Regions from separate parts of the Homo sapiens genome. Here region 2 is linked to region 1. A link is a loop called in an ENCODE intact Hi-C map of the cell type or tissue named here. Cell type or tissue: heart right ventricle. All regions are shown on one strand. Links, peaks and the distances in the headings refer to the core of each region. The heading gives the core; the rest is flanking DNA.

What was found. A loop is a pair of places that touch in the nucleus more often than their neighbours do. Peaks named below come from ENCODE experiments on the same cell type or tissue, not always from the same donor. Only the 100,000 strongest peaks of a DNase experiment are listed, where the experiment ranks them.
Region 2: a loop joins it to region 1, with 9 times the contacts of the local background. A loop is called at or near these places in 3 of 110 quality-filtered maps.

Annotation. Positions count from the first base shown.
Region 1 is chr7:102,117,024-102,122,395 of GRCh38, forward strand. The region is part of intron 8 of CUX1 (cut like homeobox 1); the gene reads left to right. Among named protein-coding and RNA genes, the nearest start is that of SH2B2, 170 kb to the right of the region's middle. RefSeq lists an enhancer at 2,154-2,653. In heart right ventricle, for the core only: no CTCF peak of the experiment used is centred there; DNase peaks (open chromatin) are centred at 814 and 2,318; H3K27ac peaks cover 1,711 bases.
Region 2 is chr7:102,184,663-102,190,034 of GRCh38, forward strand. CUX1 (cut like homeobox 1) reads left to right here. Exons shown (of 24, transcript NM_181552.4): 12 at 5,151-5,209. Among named protein-coding and RNA genes, the nearest start is that of SH2B2, 100 kb to the right of the region's middle. In heart right ventricle, for the core only: no CTCF peak of the experiment used is centred there; no DNase peak of the experiment used is centred there.

The sequences.
Region 1 (5,372 bases), core at 49-5,048:
AAGGGGACAGGGCGCTGACGGTCAGCAGGTCAGACAGGGAGCCTGCAGGTGGCAGGCAGGGCACTCCCATTGGGATAGTCAGAAGAAAGTTTGGCAGGGTGCAGTGACTCACGCCTGTAATCCCAGCACTTTGGGAGGCCGAGGCAGGTGGATCACCTGAGGTCAGGTGTTCGAGACCAGCCTGGCCAACATGGCAAAACCCCATCTCTACTAAAAATATAAAAATCAGCTGGGCATGGTGGCGTGCGCCTGTAACCCCAGCTACTGAGGTGGCTGAGGCAGGAGAATCGCTTGAACTCTGGAGGCAGAGATTGCAATGAGCCGAGATAGCACCACTGCACCCCAGCCTGGGCTACAGAGCCAGACTCCATCGCAAAAAAAAAAAAAAAAAAAAAAGGTCAATATTGGGCCTATTTGCAGAGGTGCAGTTCCTAGGCTCATAGTACCGGCAGGGTTTCCACGCCTGGGTTTGAATGAGCCAGAGCGGGGAAAGGTAGCTAGAGACTGAAGGTGAGGGCCCCCTCGAGGGGAGCCGTGGCCTTGGGGAGGGAAGAGGGACCCAGGGCAGCGCCAGGGACCCCTTAACTGATCCCCTCTCTCCTCCCACCAGCCAGGGGAGCTGGGGAAGGGCATAGTACATCCCTAGCATCAGGGGAGCGCAGGGAAAGAATTGTCGAGGAAGCCTTCCTAAAGAGGGTGGTATGGGATTCGGGATTGGAAGATGAGTCAAGTCAGGTTTTGCAGAGGTTTGTGAAGATGCAAGCCTGGCGAAGCCTGTCTTGGGGAGGACCTGCCAGAGGTTCCGAACGATTTGCCTGTGGGGTAGGATGGGGCAGCCTGGTGGGGCATTTCCCACATCAGAAACGGTCTGGACACTGACAAAGGCAGCCTAGGACCAACCACGTAATGTAATAGTTCCCAGAGTAAGTCATCCCCCAAAAATGCAGAGAATGGCCTGAGAGAATTGGATCTTGGCTACTTTCTTTTAACTTTGGAGGCCATGGGCTCATTCTGAGACCTCCCCCACTGCCTTTGCCTCCCCTTTTATTTTCCAGGACAGATTTGTCACTATTCCGTCTGCTTCAAGTCCAACCTACATGTATTTTATTAGACCAGACACGTTTTCATTCATGTTTGTGAATATAAGCCCCTTGGGGCAAATCTTTTCACATATGGTCTTACAGCATTTCAAAAACAATTTATTTTCCCTCTTCTGAAGGAGGGATTCTTAGGGCCAGGCGCGGTGGCTCACACCTGTAATCCCAGCACTTTGGGAGCCTGAGGCGGGCGGCTCACTTGAGCCCAGGAGTTCAAGACCAGCCTGGGCAACATGGCAAAAGCCTGTCTCTACAAAAAATACAAAAATTATCCTGGCATGGTAGCTCCTAACTGTAGTCCTGGATACTTATGAGTCTGAAGTGGGAGGATCGCTTGAGCCCAGGAGGTCGAGGCTGCAGTGAGCCTAATTATACCACTGCACTGCGACCTGGGTGACAGAGCAAGACCCTGTCTAAAAAAAAAGGGATTCTTAAATATTTGTTGACGGGAATTGGAGAGGCATGAAGGAAGATGGGTTTTGGAGAAAGACTGACTTGGGATTGATTCACTAGGGTCCACTACGAGCTCTCTGCGTGACCCTGAATGAGCTATGAGCTGTCCACCTCCCTTTCTGACCTGTACAATGGGCATACCGGAAGTCAAGTCACTGGGTGGTTTTTGTTGTTGTTGTTGTTGTTGTTTTGTTTTGAGATGGAATCTTGCTCTGTCGTCTAGGCTGGAGTGCAGTGGCACGATCTTGGCTCACTACAACCTCCACCTCCTGGGTTCAAGCGATTCTCCTGCCTCAGCCTACCAAGTAGCTGGGATTACAGGCGTGCGCCACCACATCCAGCTAATTTTTGTATTTTTAGTAGAGACGGGGTTTCACCATGTTAGCCAGGATGGTCTTGATCTCCTGACCTCATGATTCGCCCACCTCAGCCTCCCAAAGTGCTGGGATTACAGGCGTGAGCCACTGCACCCAGCATGCTAGGTGGTTTTGAAGAGGCAGGAATGGGATGTGTGTGTATAGCACCTGGCATGGTGAGAGTCTGAGGCTAAGCTGTCGAGAGATAGAAGCTATTCCCAGCAAGCTCAGAGCAGGGCGTGGTATGCGTTTCTGAAATTAACGGCCTTGGAGGAAATTGACTTTCACCGCATCACCACGACGGACTGGGCCCACATTGTCTGTCTGTCGTGGGGAGATGTCACAGGGTACCCATCCCTCTCCCGTTTTGGAGAGAAGCCCGCAGGTCTGTGGTACTGAGGCTGCTCCGAGACCCCGGTTTATCGTGAGCAGTCATCGCCATGCGTCAGCTGGGACAGCACGGGCTGACTGTGGCAGACAACGGCAGTAAAGTTTTCCATGTGTAGGCTTGAAGCAAAATGTAATTAGCCTTTATGTGCAGAACAAGGGCCCATTGATGAATACAGCTGGTCTTTGTTTTGTCCTGTCGTTGAGAGTGGGAGGTAAAAGTGTTCTTCTTCATGTTTATTAATGCAAGATTCCTTAGACAAATGGCAAGCACAGTTTAATATTTGTTGGAACATGGGGGCTTTGCCAAAACAGTTGTTGTGTAAGAGGATTGCAAGGTTTCCGATTATAACCATTTCTGGGTTAAATAAATGAATTATTTCTGCCCTTTTTTTCTTTTTTGAAATTTTTTTAGAGTCAGGGTCTCACTGTGTTGCCCAGAGTGGTCTCAAACTCCTGGCCTCAGGTGATCCTCCCGTCTTAGCCTCTCAAAGTGCTGGGATTACAGGCATGAGCCACTACGCCTGACATTCTTTTTTCTTTAGTTAAAAACATAGCTCCTTCTCAGATGGTCACCCTGTGTACGGATCTTCCCGCTTCTCTTAGCAAATGGAGATTTACCACCCTAATAGCCTTAACCTTGGAGACTCTAGCAAAGGAACGTGCTGTGGATTTTAACATCTAAACAATTCCTTGGGATGGATGGCCGTGGAGGTGGCAGATCCCTGGAATCACGCAGCAGTAGGCAGCCCAGAGAGAGGCCTGGGCATCCCTCACTGCCCCAAGTTCCTGCATCCGTCTCCTGCAGCTGTTCACTTACTTGATCTTGGGTTTGGGTTGCTACTGCACCCTCCAGCAGGAATGTCGCCCTCCCAGCCAAGCGGCTAGTGTTCTGGGCAAAAATGCAGGAATTCCCATTTTTGCTGAAGTCCACGATCCTATGCCCTGTCCCCAAGAATCTGGATTGGAAAAGGAGTTCCAGCTGCAATACACACAGTCAGCTTCTTGCATTCCTCCCCACTCGTGGGCCGAGGCACTGAGCCTCGATGAAAGAAAATATTGAATCGCACTGAAATACTACATTTTTTATAGCTAATGTTAGTCTTAGGAGAATTTGCACCTCCCAAACCTTTCCTGCCAGTAAAATTCGTATTTCTTAAGGTTACTCATGTTGTATTCCTAGCCTATATGCTTTTTTCAAAGAACGACATTGTGTATACACATACTTACATAGTACGGTTACAAAAGAGACATTTACGAGGAACTTCACTTAGGTTAATTTTAGAGTATTTTCTTTATAACATGTATATAACCAGTACTTTATCACAAAATACAACGTGCTCTGAAACAGCAGAAAACTTTCCCGTAGCTAACTCAGCACTGGGGAGCCTCTACGCTTCTTTGGAGGGATAGAGAACTCCAGATCCCAAAGGAGGACATAAGACAGAATTTGAAAAGGGGAGGAGGCTGGGCATGGTGGCTCACGCCTATCATCCCAGCACTCTGGGAGACTGAGGTGGGAGGATCACTTGAGCCCAAGAGTTTGAGACCAGCCTGGGCAACATAGTGAGACCCCACCTCTACCAAAAAATACAAAAATTATCTGGGCATGGTGTTGTGCCTTTAGTTCCATTTACTTGGGAGGCTGAGTTGGAAGGTTCGCTTGAGCCTGGAAGTTCCAGCCTGTAGTAAGCTATGATTGCATCACTGTACTCCAGCCTGAGTGACAAAACGAGAGCCCATCTCTAAAAATAATAATAATAATTTTTAAAAGGAGGGGAGGAGGATACCAGCAGTTCAAGACACAAGTCTGCATGGCAAATGTGGGTGGGATGGATACTTTCTTTTTATTTTATTTTTTATTTTTTTGAGATAGGGTCTCTGTTAGTTATTCAGGCTGGAGTGCAGTGGTGCGATCATGGCTCACTGCAACCTCCACCTCCCGGGTTCAAGTGATTCTTCTGCCTCAGCTGCTGGAGGAGCTGGGATTACAGGCTTGTGCCACCATGCCTGGCTAATTTTTGCTTTTTGGTTTTTTTTTTTTTTGGAGACTGAGTCTCGCTCTATTGCCCAGGCTGGAGTGCAGTGGCACGATCTTGGCTCACGGCATCCTCCGCCTCCCGGGTTCAAGCGATTCTCCTGCCTCAGTCTCCCAAGTAACTGGAATTGCAGGCATCTGCCACCACACCCAGCTAATTTTTGTATTTTTAGTAGAGACGAGGTTTCACCATGTTGGCCAGGCTGGTCTCGAACTCCCAGACTCAAGTGATCTGCCCGCCTTGGCCTCCTGAAGTGCTGGGATGACAGGTGTGAGCAGCTGGGATGGATACTTTGTTTACATACTGTTCTGGACTATTTCACAATGATTTCCTGAGTGTTATCTTGTTTGCCCTTTCCTGAAGTCACTGGGGCAGCTTTTATTGTGCTCATTGCATGGATGAGGAAGCAGTCCCAGGAACACGCAGATTCAGGCCCTGGACCTGGTCCTTTAGGCTCAAATTCCAGTGCTTTTTGCTTGAGACCACGGCGGTCTTCAAAGCCCCTTTCTGGTGCCAGCTTTGTAATCAAGCAGCAAAGGTGAGGGCTAGTCAGGTGAAGGCAGGCGTTCCTGGGGGGTTCAGCCTTTCCCAGCCTCACAAGCCCCCGTTGTATTTACCATAGCAGATTGATTTTTCCCTTTTTGAACAATAATTCCTCATGAAAGACTCACAGAACTGGGGCCAGGTAGAGCCCGGTTGAGTAAACCTGAGAATCACCCAGCTGTCTTGACCATCATATTTAGACAAATATTGCATCCCCTGATTGAATTTGAAAGGGACAACTTAAGCATCCTGAAAACAGAGTCTGTCTGCTGTACCTTTAAGAATGTAAAATTTTCTATTTCCTGTCTTTTTGATGAGTCATCAGTTTCCAGTACGAGTTGCTGTAATTACCCTGGTTGGATTAATTTCCCTAAAAATAGAGAAGCAGCCACTTTTATGGTTTTCAGAGTATGGACTTGAATAAAGAACCTCCTGTCCTTTAAACCTTAGAGAGCACTAAATCAGACTTGCAGGGAAAAACCGATGGCCTTTTTTTT
Region 2 (5,372 bases), core at 249-5,248, 68 kb after region 1:
AAAGACAGGATCTTGCTCTTTTGCCCCAGGATGGAGTACAGTGGCGTGATCATAATTCACTGCAGCCTCAACCTCCAGGGCTCAAGTGATCCTCCCACTTTAGCCTCCCAAGTAGCTGGAACTACAGGTGTGCACCACCACACCCAGTTAATTTTTAAATTTTTGTAGAGACAGGGTCTCTCTATGTTGCCCCTGCTGGTCTTGAACTCCTAGGCTCAAGCAATCCTCCTGCCTCGGCCTCCCAAAGTGCTGGGATTCAAGGCATGACTCACTGCACCCAGCCAGACAAGTGCATTTTTCAGGAAGATGACCAGTTCCCAGATTCTCTTTCCACAGCCTTGGACATGAAGTTACCCTTGACAGCGGGAGCCACTCCAGGGCACATGTGCTCTTTCTCTGTGGCTCTGCTACAGAATAGCGGGGACCCTGGGAGGTGACAGGCTGAGATCCGCAGACCTTCACGAACAGAGCCCCTGGAGAAACAGAACCAGAGACTCTCTTCAGATCCAATGTAGCCAGATTCAACCCCACCTAGCAGGGATGTAGTAATTGTAGTAACAAGGACAGTAACAGTGCTAACCACCATTTACAGAGCACTTTGCCATGTGCCCACACTGTACTAAGCTCTAAGTACCCAATATTTTTTTAATCCTCATCAAAGCACTGTAACATATAAACATGATCCCCATTTTATAGATAAGGAAACTGAGGCTTGGAGAAGTCAAGTCTGGGTGGGTAGGTTGGTTGGTTGGTTGATTGGTTGATTTATTTATGTATTTAGAGACAGGGTCTCACTCTTTTGCCTGGGGTGGAGTGGCACCATCACAGCTCACTGGAGCCTCCACCTCCCAGACTCAAGTGATCCTCCTGCCCCAGCCTCCTGAGTAGCTGGGACTGCCGGCACATGCTAACACACCCAGCTAATGTTTTGGGGTTTTTTTTTTGTTTTTTTTTTTTGGTAGAGACGGGGTCTTGCTATGTTGTCGTGCTTATCTTGAACTCCTATGCTCAAGCGAGCTACCACACCTGACCCAAGATGTTGAGTCTTATCTAGGTTCACCCTGCAAGTACGTGGTGGAGCCAGGATCTGTCGGACTCTGGAGTCCAGGTTTGCAGAGAGCCCCCGGCTCATCCTGGCCTCTCCGGCATCTCACTTCCTCCCTGCAGGCACGTAGGACCGGCCTCAGCTCTGTCAAGATCTGCACTGTAGGACCCCAGAGATTTTTTTCTTTCTTTGGGTAGTCAGACCCATCTGCAAAAGTTTTGCAATCATGAAATCAGATAGCGTATGAAATGCTAGGAATAAGCGCAGGTCTAGCATACCACGCGGCCAGCGGTAGCGTGACCTGACAGGAGGAGTGCGTCTTCAGAGACATTGGGAAACTGGCGTGCCTGTCGCCCGTCCCAGGGTCAGAGTCTTCGAAACCAGGCTTTCTGGGAACCCAACAAGGAGTTTCTGATCGAAGAACCGCACTGAGGACAGTTAGTCTTTTTTCCACACTGGGCATTTTCAGCATTGGAAGTCAATGGGAGCCCTGCGTCTGCAGGTTTTGAGATGTGGCACTCACAGCAGGGTCACTAGAATGGAGACATCCATGGGACCAGGTTACAGGCGCTCCGGCAGTTGGGAGAAGCGTCGCCAAGCAGCCTCCCCTAGGCTCCATCCAGCTTGTCTGCCCAAGACAGAAAACGTCATAGAAGGTTTACAGAAGAGATCTTGGGGACTTCCTAGTTCAACTGCCCCTAGGTAGATGGCAGAACCCTCAATGGAAGCTGTTTAGCTCTCAGCAAAACTCACGGCCAACTAAAATACAGTCGTGTGTCACTTAACAATGAGGCTGTGTTCTGAGAAATGCGTCAATAGGTGAATGCGTTGTTGTGCAATCATAGTGTGTACTTGCACAAACCTAGATAGTATATATATATATATATATTTTTTTTTATTTATGCCTATTTTTCATACAGAAAACCAAATGTCCCAGCACCATTACTGAGCATTAGTCATTTCCCTTGCTTGATCTGCAGTGCCTTTATAAAGGGCCGTATGTCAACTTTCTCTGTATGTTCCATTAGAATCTTACGGGACTCAGGCCAGGCGTGGTGGCACACGCCTATAATCCCACACTTTGGGAGGCCGAGGCGAGTGGATCACTTAGTGTTAGGAGTTCGAGACCAGCCTGGCCAACATTGTGAAACTTCATCTCTACTAAAAATAGAAAAATTAGCCAGACATTTTGCAGGCACCTGTAATCCTAGCTACTTGGGAAGCTGAGGCAAGAGAATTGCTTGAACCTGGGAGGCAGAGGTTGCAGTGAGCCAAGATCGTGCCACTGCACTCCAGCCTGGGCAACAGAGCGAGACTCCATCTCAAAAAAAAAAGACTCTTATGGGACTTAGGCAGCCTTTGTTGACCAAAGCGTTATGCGGTGCATGATTATACATGGATTCCACTCCTAAAACCTTCCAATTAGGGCCAATCACAGGCCTTCAAAGAAGACCTGCAGCCGTGCCCCTAGACAGAAACTGTAATGGGACTTAGCAGTGCTAAGAGTCCCAATATCAAGCCAGGAACCTGGAATCTCGGCACTTTGAGAGGCCAAAGCAGGAGGATCACTTGAGCCCAGGAGTTCAAGACCAGCCTGGGCAACATAGTGTGACCTCGTCACTACAAAATAACTTTAAAAAAAAAAACAAAGAGTCCCACTGTTGAGGGCCCAGAGTTGCCAACATCTGAACTGGTTCTTTGCTTTGTGCAAACCCTTGAGTAATTGCTGTTATTCCCATTTTACAGATGAGAAGTTTATTAACTTGTCCATAGGCACCCAGGTCAGAAGTGACAGACTCGAGTTCCAGGCTCAGGCTGTCGGCCTTCTTGGTCTGTGCCATGCCAGGCTCTGAGACCCTCTGTGTGCTCCTCCCTCTGTCTGCCTTATTCCCAGCCGGCTCCTATTCTCTGGATATGACCACGTTTATGCACGCTAAATTTAGACCACACCTGGCTAATTTTTTGTATTTTTTTTTTTTTTTTAGTAGAGACGGGGTTTCACCATGTTAGCCAGGATGGTCTCAATCTCCTGACCTCATGATCCACCCACCTTGGCCTCCCAAAGTGCTGGGATTACAGGCGTCAGCCACCGCGCCCAGCCCTGAATTTTTAAAACATCGGGCAGGTTGGGATTTGGATGGTGCCATCTCCTCCCCAAAGTCTAGAATGTTCTCAGTTGGCTTTAAACTGTGGTCTTAGCCATGGCTAGTCAAGGGCACCTACAGGCATGGTGGCTCACGCCTGTAATTCCAACACTTTGGGAGGCTGAAGTGGGAGAATCACTTGAGCTCAGGAGTTTGAGACCAGCCTGGGCAACATAGCAAGACCCCCTCTCTTAAAAAATAACCGGGTGTGGTGATGTGCATCTGTAGTTCCAGCTACTCAGGAGGCTGAGGCAGGAGGATCACTTGAGCCCAGGAGTTGGAGGCTGTAGTGAGCTATGATCGCACCACTGCACTCCAGCCTGGGTGACAGAGCAAGATCCTGTCTCTTTTTTAAAAAAAAAAAGAAGAAGAAGAACAAGAAGCATAATACCTAGAAACCCTGTAGAGGGGAAGTTACCGGAAATGACAATTGTTCACCTCTAGCTTGGAAACATGCTGAATGGCCAGAACACCCTCCCGGCACCGCCCCTCCATATTCTTGTTTTATGTAGAGTTGCCTCATTTCCTCCAAGGAGCTCCCTTTAGAAAAGATCAAAAGCAAACTAGTCCAAAAACACCTTCAGAGAAGAAAGCACCCCCTACGACCACCCTACAGCAATGGCTCCTCTCACAAGAAAGCCCTGCAGAGCTGTGGGCAGAAACGGCCACATCAGGCTGGGTGGGGTGGCTCACACCTGTAATCCCAGCACTTTGGGAAGCTGAGGCGAGAGGGTCACCTGGGGTCGGGAGTTCGAGACCAGCCTGGCCAACATGACAAAACCCCGTCTCTACTAAAAACACAAAAAAAAGTAGCCAGGAGTGGTGATGCATGCCTGTAATCTCAGCTACTGGGGAGGCTAAGGCAGGAAAATTGCTTGAACTTGGGAGGCGGAGGTTGCAGTGAGCGAAGCCAAGATCACGCTACTGCACTCCAGCCTAGGCAACAGAGCGAGAGTCTGTCTCCACCAAAAAAAAAAAAAAAAAAGGATTAAAAAGGAAAAAAAGGAAACAGGCCACATCAATCCCCAGTGAGCTCACAGACCTTTCTGGAGCCCACTGGAGCGTCATCATACTTTGGAAATGTGCCATCCCTCCCCTAGGCCCCTGAGAGGGAGCAGCATCTCGGTCAGGGCCCTCCCCGCAGGACTCAGACCAGCTGGCTGTCAGGGAAGCCACCAAGCACTCGACTGAACAGGTCCCTGCTCCTAAAACCCCAGCATCCAGGGGTTCAGGAGTGGAAAGGCCTTTGCCCTGATGCCTATCTGATGCCTACTCTCAATACAAAAGGGCTGTGTCTCTCGTTAGTAGAGGTCCTCCCAAAGGTGTTGACAACCAGCTGTATGAGTCCCTCAGCCTAATATATTTTGTTTAAAACCACACGCTGCTTTTCAGACACCAGGAAAGCCTCTCCTCCTGTCCTCCTGTTTGCTGTTTCATGGCACTTCCTACAAAGTACACTTTTCCTCCTCTGCTTTTCACCTCTGCAAAGATTCTTCCTTCTTTTTTTTGGGTGCGGGGGGGGATGCTTTTTTTTTTTTTTTTTTAAAAAAAAAAGAGGTAGGGTCTCCACTCCTCACTCTGTCACCCAGGCTGGAGTGCAGCAGCACAATCATAGCTCACTGCACCCTCCAACTCCCGGGCTCAGGCAGTCCTCCCACCTCAGCCTCCCAAAGTGCTGGAATTACAGGCGTGAGCCACCACACCCTTCATTCTGCTTTTGCTAAGTTGTACGTTACAACCTTACAGCATCCCTACACACTTTGCCGTGCCTGGGCACGCACTCACACTGGGCAGGCCAGGAGCGTGAGGGACAAAAGATGGCCCCAGCACCGTTGACTCCATTCGCAAGGGCTGGCTTCCCCTCTCAGGCACAGCTGGCTGTTCCGCAGTGAATGCCGTCGGTGAAGTCCGTCGACCTGTTGTCAGGCATGGCCACTGATCAAATTCTTCTCTGTTTTCAGCAACTGGAAGAAAAACTCAAAGGCCAGGCTGACTATGAAGAGGTGAAGAAAGAGCTGAAGTAAGTACGGAGAGCCCTGTGGCCCCTCACACGCTGGGGCGCATTAGGGCCATCTGCTAACAATGCCAGGCTGGTGGCAGGAAGCCTTGGCCCCCTGCCCTCTGGCTCAGCAGATGCCCGTAAATGCAGCCAGAGTTCTACCACTGCATGGTGTCCTGGGCTA